Regions from separate parts of the Homo sapiens genome. Here region 2 is linked to region 1. A link is a contact called in ENCODE Hi-C or POLR2A ChIA-PET data. All regions are on one chromosome and are shown on one strand. Each heading gives the region's core, a stretch centred on a gene start or an enhancer-like site at or near the end of the contact. The rest is flanking DNA. Distances are from core to core; before and after follow the strand shown.

The links. A loop is a pair of places that touch in the nucleus more often than their neighbours do. ChIA-PET counts read pairs that join two places held with the same protein, here RNA polymerase II (POLR2A). Pooled maps may share reads with other maps.
Region 2: a loop to region 1 is called in a pooled map, with 4 times the contacts of the local background. The contact joins two enhancer-like sites. A Hi-C loop is called at or near these places in 5 of 50 pooled maps. POLR2A ChIA-PET finds 5 or more read pairs at or near these places in 3 of 52 experiments (OCI-LY7, activated CD4-positive, alpha-beta T cell and activated T-cell).

What each region holds. Positions count from the first base shown.
Region 1 is chr2:202,266,049-202,271,694 of GRCh38, reverse strand. All of the region lies in intron 1 of NOP58 (NOP58 ribonucleoprotein), which reads right to left. Among named protein-coding and RNA genes, the nearest start is that of NOP58, 3.1 kb to the right of the region's middle. Within about 2 kb of position 1,999, at least 4 of the 41 ENCODE cell types and tissues checked have a DNase peak (open chromatin) inside an H3K27ac peak, as active enhancers do.
Region 2 is chr2:203,737,243-203,743,142 of GRCh38, reverse strand. It overlaps CD28 (CD28 molecule), which reads right to left. Exons shown (of 4, transcript NM_006139.4): 4 at 4,231-5,900. Among named protein-coding and RNA genes, the nearest start is that of CD28, 34 kb to the right of the region's middle. Within about 2 kb of position 3,607, at least 2 of the 41 ENCODE cell types and tissues checked have a DNase peak (open chromatin) inside an H3K27ac peak, as active enhancers do.

The sequences.
Region 1 (5,646 bases), core at 750-3,249:
CTGGGAGTGCAGGAAGGAACCATGGCGCCTGATCCAGCTGGTTTTTTAAATAAAAATATATGCATAATATCTGTGCATACTCTATTTCACAAAATTTAACATGCTATTCTTTTTTTTTTTATTTTTGAGACGGAGTCTTGCGCTCTGTCGGCCAGGCTGGACCGCAGTGGCGTGATCTCAGCTCACTACAACCTCCACCTCCCTGGTTAAAGCAACTCTCCTGCCTCAGCCTCCCAAGTAGCTGGGATTACAGGCACATGCTGCCATGCCTGGCTAATTTTTTTTTTTTTTTTTGTATTTTAGTAAAGTCGGGGTTGCACCCTGTTGCCCAGGCTGGTCTCGAACTCCTGAGGTCTGGCAATCTACCTGCCTCAGCCTCCCAAAGTACTGGGATGACAGGCGTGAGCCACCACACCCAGCTTATGTTATTCTTTTACACTCCCAATTGACCTGTCATCAATTGTAAGACATCCCAATTTTAGGGATGTTAAATATGGGGGTTGTGCCTTTTAGGATTGAGCCCATCCTATCTAATACTTGGGCAGCTGATACAGAATATTGGTGAGGGTATATGGAATTAAGAATTTTAATCACTTTTTTTGTTTTTTTTTGAGACAGTGTCTCGCCCTGTCACGCAGGCTGGGGAGTGCAGAGGCGCGGTCTTCTCACTGCAACCTCCACCTCCCTGGTTCAAGCGATCCTCCTGCCTCAGCTGGGACTACAGATTTGGCGACACACACCACCATGCCCGGCTAATTTTTGTATTTTTAGTAGAGACGGGGTTTCACTATGTTGGCCAGGCTGGTTTCAAACTCCTGACCTCATGATCTGCCCACCCCAGCCTTCCAAAGTGCTGGGATTACAGGTGTGAGCCACCATGTCCAGCCTCCTCATTTTCATTTTTAATTGATTGCTTGAGACTTTGTGTGGTTTTTGTTTTGTTTTGAGATGAGGTCTCACTCTGTTGTCCAGGCTAAAGTGCAGAGGCTCAATCACAGCTCACTGCAGCCGTGACCTCCCTCCCACCTCAGCCTCCTGCAGCAGCTGGGACTACAGGCAAGCACCACTGTGCCCAGCTAATTTTTTTTCCGCCATGTTGCCCAGGCTGGTCTGCAACTCCTGGGCTCAAACAATCCTCCTGCTTCACCCTCCCAAAGTGTTAGGGTGACAGGCGTGAGCCACTGCACCCAACCTCTATGTTTTGTGTAAATTATTTGATGCTAACTTTTAAGTTTCACTTCCACAGACAATATGAGCAAGTTAATATTTTATGAAACTTGTTTAAATACAGGATAAAACTGATAATTAGTTTAAAATGTGCACTGCTCAAAAAGAAACAAATCCATACACGCAACAAATGTGAAAAAGCTCTTCGGTTAGCTTCAGAAGCATTACACTAAGTGAAAAAAGCCAAACACAAAAGACTAAAATACTACTCCACTTACATGAAACTTCTAGAAAAAATTATGCAAAAAGAAAGCTGAACAGTGGTTGTCTAGAGCAGGACTAACTTGAAAATGGGCATGAGAACTTTTTGCAACAAAGTGTACTATAAAACTGGATTGTAACTAAAACCTATAGGTGAGTTATACAGTATGTAAAGTACACCCAATAAAGTTAGAAAAAATATATTGCTCAGTACTTAGGTTTTATATAGACATTTGGTATGTACATCAAAAATCTTTCTCCAAACCTTGAGAAAATGAAGTGACACAAAATGCTATGCTACACAGCTACACTGTACAATATAACCATTAAAATTCAAGTAAGTTAAAATTCACTTCCTCAGTCCTATCAGTTACATCTCATGTGAAATGGTTATACGTACTAATGGCTACCACATGGAAGAGCAGCTGAAGGAAGTCTGGTATGAGCAAGACTAAAATCTTATGCTGTGTGCCACGTGACACAAGGACACAGGTGGAATTTCTTTTTTTCTTTTTTTCTTTTTTTTGAGACGGAGTCTTGCCCTGTCGCCCAGGCTGCACTGCAGTGGCGCGACCGCAGCTCATTGCAACCTCTGCTCCTAGGTTCAACTGATTGTCCTGCCTCAGCCTTCCAAGTAGCTGGGGTTACAGGCGTGAGCCACTGCTCTCGGCCACAGGCTGAATTTTTATAATATCCTAGAATTAATCACAACAGTTCCTTTACACAATGTCTTTACATTTATATATATATAACCCTGTTAATGAGCAATAACTTTTTGGAAGTGTTTTCCTTTTGAATCGCTCTAAACACATAAGTGGGCAGAACACCGTACCTCATGGCTGTAATCCCAGCACCTTGAGGCCAGGAGTTTGAGACCAGCCTAGGCAACATAGTGAGACTCTGCCTCTTAAAAAAAAAAAAAAAAATTTAGGCCAGGCATGGTGGCTCACGCCTGTAATCCCAGCTACTTGGGAGGCTGAGGCAGGAAAATCGTTTGAACCCAGGAGGCGGAGGTTGCAGTGAGCCGAGATCACACCACTGCACTCCAGCCTGGGCAACAGAGTGAGACTCCATCTCAAAAAATAAATAAATACAAATACAAATAAATAAATAATTAGCCAGGCATGGTGGCTTGAGCCTGTAGTCCCAGCTACTCGGGAGGAGGTGGGAGGATCACTTGACCCAGGAGGCCAAGGCTGCAATGAGCCATGATCCTGCCACTGCACCCCAGCCTGGGTGACAGAGCAAGACCCTGCCTCAAAATAAATTTTAAATACATAAACATGAATTTGTATGTGTACATGGGTTATACATAAAATGTTTTCCTCACTGTAAATGGAAGTTTAAAAAAAACTTCAAGGCCAGGTGCAGTGGCTCACGCCTGTAATCCCAGCACTTTGGGAGGCTGAGGCGGGCAGATCACCTGAGGTCAGGAGTTCGAGACCAGCCTCAACATGGAGAAACCCTGTCACTACTAAACATACAAAATTAGCTGGGCGTGGTGGTGCATGCTGGTAATCCCAGCTACTCGGGAGGCTGAGGCAGGAGAATTGCTTGATCCTGGGAGGCAGAGGTTGTGGTGAGCCAAGATCGCGCCATTGCACTCCAGCCTGGGCAACAAGAGTGAAACTCCGTCTCAAAAAAAACAAAAAAACAAAAAACTTCAAAAAACTTCCTAAAGCATTCTCATCAAAGCATGAATTATATGCATCCAATATAATTTTTTTTTTTGAGACGGAGTTGTGCTCTTATTGCCCAGGCTGGAGTGCAATGGCACGATCTCAGCTCACCACAACCTCCGCCTCCCGGGTTCAAGCAATGCTCCCGCCTCAGCCTCCCAAGTAGCTGAGATTACAGGCGCACACCACCACGCCCAGCTAATTTTTCTATTTTTTTAGTAGAGACGGGGTTTCACCATGTTGGTTAGGCTGGTCTCAAACTCCTGACCTTGTGATCCGCCGGCCTCGGCCTCCCAAAGTGCTGGGATTACAGGCATGAGCCACCATGCCTGGCAACCAACATAATTTTATACCCTAGCATTTTGAAAGATTATGGGAAAGGAAACTAATAACTTTGAACCGTATGTCTACTTTTTTAGGAGATAAAATTCACCATATATCATATTAATTTTACATGTATCTTAATATTTGCCCTTTTAAAGTGTACAATTCACTTTTTAGTAGTGCATTTTCACAAAAATGTGCAGCCATCACTAGTTCCAGAACGTTTGTATGTCTTTTATACTCAGAAACGATCAATGTTAATTCCAATAATTACAAACTAATCAATGTCAACATATTCGAGCTTAACTAGTTATTTCTTTAGTACTAGGTTACATAAACCACAATTTAATCATTTTGAACAGTAACTTGCAGATAAATAGCACTGCAAACTCCAACGGAATACTCAAAGACATTTTCATGGAGGAGGACACTTTTCATTAATAGAAATCAGTAATTCATCGAGACACGGTTGAGTATTTTAGGACCCAGGTCTAGAAATCCGACCATTGATAAGCCAATTCCTTCCTACCATGGGAGACAACCAGTGCACTGTGCAGAGTTGCTCCTCTTCACATCCGGTACAGGACAGTATACTACGGCAATTAACGGTGAAATTCATCGATAGACACTTACAGACCACATTGGCTAAGAGAATTTGAAGCTATGCAGAACTCTACATGGTAATTTAGATAAGATTCCAAAAAGCTGGAGAAAAGTAAAATTGACATGTTTCGTAGCTCTAAAGGGGACTAAGGAGCTTACTTACAAGTTCCTTAAAACACTAATACGGCAATTGCAGATAACTCCAACTAAGGTAAAAACAAGCAAAACTGCCTTTTCGGTTTTAATGATTTTATTGGTTTTCTTAAAAATAACATTTGACGTATCAAATGCAAACTGCGTATTTTCAAATGTCAGAAGTGAAACATGGAGAACTCTGCACCCATCCAGACTTTCTTGCATCCACACCACAAATGGTTTTTTGGTTCATAGCTAAAATTGTATTACATTTATTTTTACCTAGCGTTTTTGCTTTCTACCAACATATATATATGTAGAATATACATAAAAACTTTATTTTTCATTGCTATATTCACAGACCTCAGAAGAGTTGCACCGCACAAGAAAAGGCACTCAATCTCACTCATTCTTCCTAACATCTCAACAGCATCTTGCGATACGAATGTCTTACCATTCAACCATTTCAGTGCTGACGAACTTGTCAAACTTTCCCCACGAAAACAACCAAACCTCAAACTGACATCACCAGCCCAGATGTTTTCCCCTAAGCTTCAAATCTGAAATACTGAACTGCCCGATCTACACAACTGCATTATCAGGTCTAATAGACAACGCAAGCTTCGCACAGCCCAAACCGGAAATCTTTAGTCCTTCCCCAAGAAACTTTCTTAACATCTTATTTAAACCAAAACCCCACATTCAATCTATTAGCCAGTCCTTCCTGTTCTACCTTCACAATTTCTATCGATATTTGTTTCTCTCCATACCAGGCAATTTCATCTTGTCCAAATGAATGCAAAAGTATTCTTGCTGCCGTTCTTATCTCCTCGAGTCTAATCTCCACACAGCAGAGTAACCGTATTAAGACAAATTAGCAGGTCATTCCTCTGCTTAAATCCTTTCGATTGGCCGAGCACGGTGGCTCACGCCTGTAATCCCAGCACTTTGGGAGGCCGAGGCAGGTGGATCGCTTGAGGTCAGGAGTTCAAGACCAGCCTGGCCAACATGGTGAAACCCCGTCTCTACTAAAAGCAAACAAACAAACAAAAACAACTAGCCAGGCGTGGTGGTGGATGGAGGCCTGTAATCCCAGCTACTCGGGAGGCCAAGGCAGGAGAATCGCTTGAACCCGGGAGACGGAGGTTGCAGTGAGCCAAGATTGCGCCACTGCACTCCAGCATGGGCAACAAGAGCGAAACTCCATCTCAAAAAAAAAAAAAATCTTTCGATCATTCCTCAAAACATCTAGAATAAAGTCCGAATTCCCTATAATCTGTTAAATTCTAACACGCCTCCTGCCCACCCCTTCAACGGGAGGAAATAAAATCCTCTAATGCAGAACGGGTCTCCCCAAACGGCGGGGCCACGTGTTACACGTAACATGGCTCTCAGGTGTAAAGGCCTTCTCCCTCCTCCCAGAGCCCGGGCTATAACAGGCACCCACGCTACTCTGAGTAGTTCCGTGCTTAAGTCT
Region 2 (5,900 bases), core at 2,358-4,857, 1.5 Mb before region 1:
GCTTGCAGTGAGCGGAGATAGTGCCACTGCACTCCAGCCTGGGCGATAGATCGAGACTCCATCTCAAAAAAAAAAAAAAGAAAGAAAGAAATTTGTTTCCTTGGAGATTACAAGGATGTGATGCCTAGAAAAGAGGGAAAAGAGTAGAAAGGACTTGAGAAAAGAGTAACAAGAGCTCCCAAGATGTTTAGGCTTTCATCAATAATATAGGCCAGGCACAGTGGCTCATGCCTGTAATCCCAACACTTTGGGAGGCCGTGGTGGGTGGATCACTTGAGGCCAGGCGTTCGAGACCAGCCTCGCCAACATGGTGAAACCCCATCTCTACTAAAAATAAAAATAAAAAATAAAAAAATTAGCCGGGAGTGGTGGCGTGTGCCTATCATCCCAGCTACTGAGGAGACTGAGGCATGAGAATCGCTTGACCCCGAGAGGCAGAGGATGTAGTGAGCTGAGATCATGCTACTGTACTCCAGCCTGGGTGACAGAGCAAGACTCTGTCAAAATTAATAATAATAATATACAGAAGACTCTGTCTTCCTGAAACAGCTTCTCATTCCCTTTGCTTATAACTTCCCATTTCTTCTACCTCAAATGGCTTTCCTTAGATGAAAGCTCTTCCTTCTTCTTTATTGATCCATGTCCTTCTTTCAAAAGAGATGCTTGACTCTCAGCACTCCCAAGAAGCCTTTACACACATTCAAACCAATTCCTTCTGGCCCTAAAAATGTAGAAGGTGGCTGGAACTCAAAAATAAGCCTATAGCTAAGGTTGCAGCTTAGATCTAAGTCAAGGATCAGCAAACCGTAGCCCATAAGCCATGTCCAGCCCACTACCTGCCTTTGTACAGCCCATGAACTAAAAATGGATTTTCCATCTATAAATGGTTGGGGGAAAAAAACAAAGGAAAAGTAATATTGCATGACATGAAAATCACACGAACTTCACATATCAATATCCATAAATAAAGGTTTATTGGAATGCAGCCATGCTTATTTGTTTATATATTGTTTATGGCTGCTTTCACACTACAGTGGCAAAACTTATTATCTATAAGAGACAGTATAGTCACAAAGCCTAAAATATTTACTATCTGGCCCTTAACAGAAAAAAATTTGCTGATTCCTGATCTATGACATTGAAAGAGTTAGAGATGTTAAATAGGAACATGTCAAAGAAATGAATTTCAGGCAAACCAACAAAGGCTATCAAGTAGCCACATTAAGATCTAAGTCCCAAAATCAAGACTAAGTGGTTACCCCTAGAAGCAGGATATAGGGGGCAGGAAAAGAAAAAAAAAACTGAAGTAATATACAAAGCAGACACTCTACACTTCGGAAGTGTGGAGGTAATATCTGTGCTGCACACTGCCACATCCCTGTACCTAGCCCACATCTTAGTGCTGGGCAGGTGCCCATTAACTAGTTCTAGAATGAATGAAGTAGAAGAGAGGAAGGAGAAACATAAAGCAAATGAAACAAGCATTGCATAGGGTTGGGGATAAAAGAGGGTCCCCAACAACCACCTGAAGTTTGTCTTCCCTGTGTAATATGTCACAGGTTCTCAAAAGTTAGCAGAAACCTCCATTTGGGAAGCTAAGTGTGTGCCCAAGAGACTGAAGAAATGACTAAATAACTATGGTAACTACCCCGATGCCCATTCAAGGTCACCTTTTCCACCCCTTCCTCAGTCACCAGATGCAAATATATTTAGTCCAGAGAATAAATTCAGACGAGATTAGCAAGGGGAAGGAAATCACATATAAAGCTCATGAAATAAACAGCGCCACTTGTCACTGCTGATCTTTGATTAACTGGCTCTTCTTTCCGAAACAGGGCCTCCTTTTCTTCTTTTTCTCTCTCTGTCTTTCTCTTTGTTTTCAGGTGACACCCACACATATCCTTCAGTGTTGGCAGAGATGCTCACTCAGATAACAACTGGAGTTCATGCTGCACATTTTCATCTTCGTGTGTCATCATCACCATGTAAAACCACAACTATAGGAAAACAAAGCTGTTTGCTGCTCTTCTTCTCAACTGACATTTCCACCCAGCTCATGATTTGTTCTTTGGAGCCAGAGGAGAGTTTCAATTTATCACTGAGATAGCTCTGCCTGATGAAGTGAGAGTAAAATCCAGTCCACTTCCACCCTGAAATCCATTCACCTTTCTTCAACTTTTTGTCCCTTCAAATTCCTAGCATTCAAGGGTCTTTCACAGAGTTTCAACAGGCAAATCAGATAGGAAAATGAGCTTCGGGAAGCACACATTCTGGCCCTGAGAGTTGCACCAAGAATGAGGTCAGCTTTGAAGAGCTGATATATTCTTTGATCACCTCAAGCAATTTATCATCTCAAGCAATTTTCAAGTGTTGGGCCCGGTGTCAACACCCTGAAATGAACAAAAGTCACTCTGAGAAATTGTGTGACCTTCTGCTCTGGACAGTGGCCTAGGTTTCCAAGTGCTAGGATCCTGTGAATCTTCAAAGAGAAAGCACATATTTCTTCTGGGTTGCCAAATCAGAGAAAGCTGAGAGGCCCCACCATTCACATGTGTTCTTGAAGGGGTATGATCCCAGTTCACTGCAGCCTCAGCCTCCTAAGTAGCTGGGACTACAGGCCTGCACCATCACGTCTGGCTAATTTTTTTTTTTAATACAGACAGGGTCTCCCTATGTTGTTCAAGCTGGTCTTGAACTCCTAGACTCAAGTGATCCTCCTGCATTAGCCTCCCAAAGTGCTGACATTACAGGCATGAGTGACCGTGCCCAGCCCCAAACTTTCTTATGAGCACCACTGTCAAAAAGTCAAGAGTTAGGCCTCAGTTTAGGAAACACAGACAGACATTAGAAGCAAAGTTACCAGACAAGGTTCTGGTCTGCTTTCCAGACCATCCCATTTGCTGCTGCATAGTGTGATGGTTAGGTCCCCATTACAATGAATCCAGAAGCTTCTTTAATTTTTTCTCACCTATCCATTATCTCTGATACCGACAAGATGGGAGAGAAGAAAGGGTATTGCTTTAAAAGGGAATCAATCTGTTTTATCATACTGGAGGGAAAAAGTGAATTCGGGGTTGTGGGCAATTACAATATTCACCCAGTTGGGTAGCTAGAATGTTGTGGGAGGTGTTAGGTGAAGCGAAGTTTGCATTTTATTTTGTTTTGAACTTGAGTTTCAAAGTACTAGAACCTTTTTACAGAACTGGGTTACATTATTTTTATTAGCATGGTAAAGGAGTGCTTATTGAGCAGATTCATTTAATGGCTTTTTTTTTTTTACCCATCTCGTTCCTTTCCAATTGATTTGATTTGTCTTATTGAACTATCCATGAGTAACCAGCTGAGTTCAGTCTTTCTTGGAGTAGTAAGAGACATATAAGCTCATCTTTTTCAAGTTTAATTACCTTTATTAAGTTTAATAAGCTTCATTTCACCAAAGAAAAGAATCAGTTTAGAGATGAACTCATTGCACACCAATTTAATTGACTCTGAGTCACCTTCAGAGTAAAATTTCAACGAAGGAAACAGAAGGTGCTACATGAATTATTAGACCAGCTCTTGTGTCTGTTGTTCAAGCGCCTTTCCCTTCCCCTACCCAGAAGATGATAGGGGTGTGTGTGTGTGTGTGTGGGTCTGTGTGTGTGTGTGTGTGTGTGTGTGTGTGTGCTATTAGAGTGTTCAGCTATGATATGAGTATGACAGGTGAAGAAGTTGAAATTTTCTGTCCCCAGCATTTCCATTTGTGAGCACTTTTTGAATCAGAGCCAGAGAAGGCATTTATAGAATTTGTTGGGGGTAAAATCACCCCAGAAAAAAGAGTAGCAGGTCAGTAGTAGGATGGGATTTTAACATTTTAGACAAAGACAACATTTTCAGAAGTCTTAAACTAAAGATATGTTTAAGATATAGCCAATACTCCATTAAGAGGGAATTTGGGGACTTCAATGGAAAATCAACTTACTCCTGACAGTGGCTGAGTTGGCATGACTTTTCTAACAGTACTGGTTTTCCTCACTGCACAAAAATTTCTAAAACGTAAATGAACTTATATTCATCAGATTTTCTTTCACTAGATTTGGCTGTGTATATATTTTACCTCCTGTTTTTTTAATAAAATGAATTTTTGAACTTCTTAAGAGGAAAGTAGAAAATAGAACTGGCTTTCTCCCTCTCAAAGTATGATTATAACATTTAGACTCACCGTTAATTCATAAGGCCATGTAAAACTCATTCACTCAGTCAATAAATATTTATTATATACCAGGCACTGCTCTGGGCACTGGAGATACAGCAAGAAACAAAGCAAAGTTACTTGCCTCATGAAGCTTATAAACTACAAATAAATAAGAAAAATGTCTAATGTAAGAGATGGTAAAATGCTATGGAGAAAAATAAGCAAGGAAAGCAGACAGGGTGTGGGGTAGTTTAACTAGGGGAGAAGATGACACTTGAGCAAGGACCTGAAGGGTGACGAGGCAAGCCAGGTCATCTACAGAAGGACATTCTAGACAGAGTAAACAGGACATGTAAAGGCCCTGAGGTAGGAACATGCCTGTGATGGTTGAGTATTCCTGATACATTCCTATATGTCAGAAAGTATGCATATATCTATAGGAAAGAGAGACTTTCTGAGCCTCAAATGGCCTTGCAGATAACACAGACTCCCTCACCCCAGGTCTTGAGAGAGTGTGTGTCACTCTCTTTGACCTGGATTATTAATAAGTCTATAGCAATCAAGATCCTGGTTCTGGGTCCTTTATTGGCACCATCTCTAATCTCCAGCATGTAGTTGAATTTAACACTTTGGGATCAGTATCCAGGTCTGGTATAGTTCCCAGCTGGCAGTGCAAATGGCTGGGATAAGGGATCAGACATGCATTTAACCATCAATACCCTCATTAAAATAGCCATGAGGACCGGTGGCTCAGTTAGTTAACCCGAGGGACTGATGGGGTCAAGGCTGAAGTTGGATCTCTGTCAAACTTCTCAGCATTCACATGACACAGAACACATAGGTAAGCCTAGCCTGACATCTCAAAGAGGTCAGCCATTGGTCTGATAAGAAATTGTGACTGAAGTCAAGCAAACAAACCAGAAACGTACCCTGCTTGAAGTGAAATTAGTATTTGAAAGTCTAGCTTTTTCAAAAAAGGCTAAACTGGAGATTTATACAAGGATTTACCCCACACCTCTTTTAAATAGCAAGTTCTATCCAAATTCCTTGCCAAAGCGAAGCATATCTATTCTGAAAGCATATCTTTCTTAATACCAAAAGACAATATTAAAGTACAAATTTAAAGCAGACATATAGTAGTTTAGTAATTTTATCACTGAATATGTAGAACATAATGTACATACACTTGGTCTCTTTAAATTGGCATGCTTAACCCAAATAGGTGAGCTCACAATCAAAAATTATAGGAGTACCATTAATTATAAGACTCTTACAATAATAGCAGCAAATGACATTGTTTTCTTCATAACTACCATATCTGAAACTATGAAAGCATTGCTCCTACCACTGTTTTTGAACCATTTCTTGGTTCATACTAATAGTGAAAACGGACTTCCCTGTATAACATTTCTTCTTTGTTTCTGTGCAGAGTGAGTAAGAAACATCTCAAGTGTGATTCATCTTTAGTAGGCCTATTTTTCCAGTCAGAAAACAAAATCATTTATTACCATAGATCAAGTCTTTCCATTTAAAAAAAAGTATTTATTTATTTGCCACTGCCATTTCAAAAAACTCTCCAGCTCTGTCATTTTCAAATACAATCTGATAACTTGGATTGAAGAACTCTGTGTGCCCAAGAAGCTGGCAAGTGGCACACGTGCCAGGGTAAATCCAACAGTTCTTCAGCACCCAAGTACTGCTGAGTTTGATCTTCTTGGGACTGATT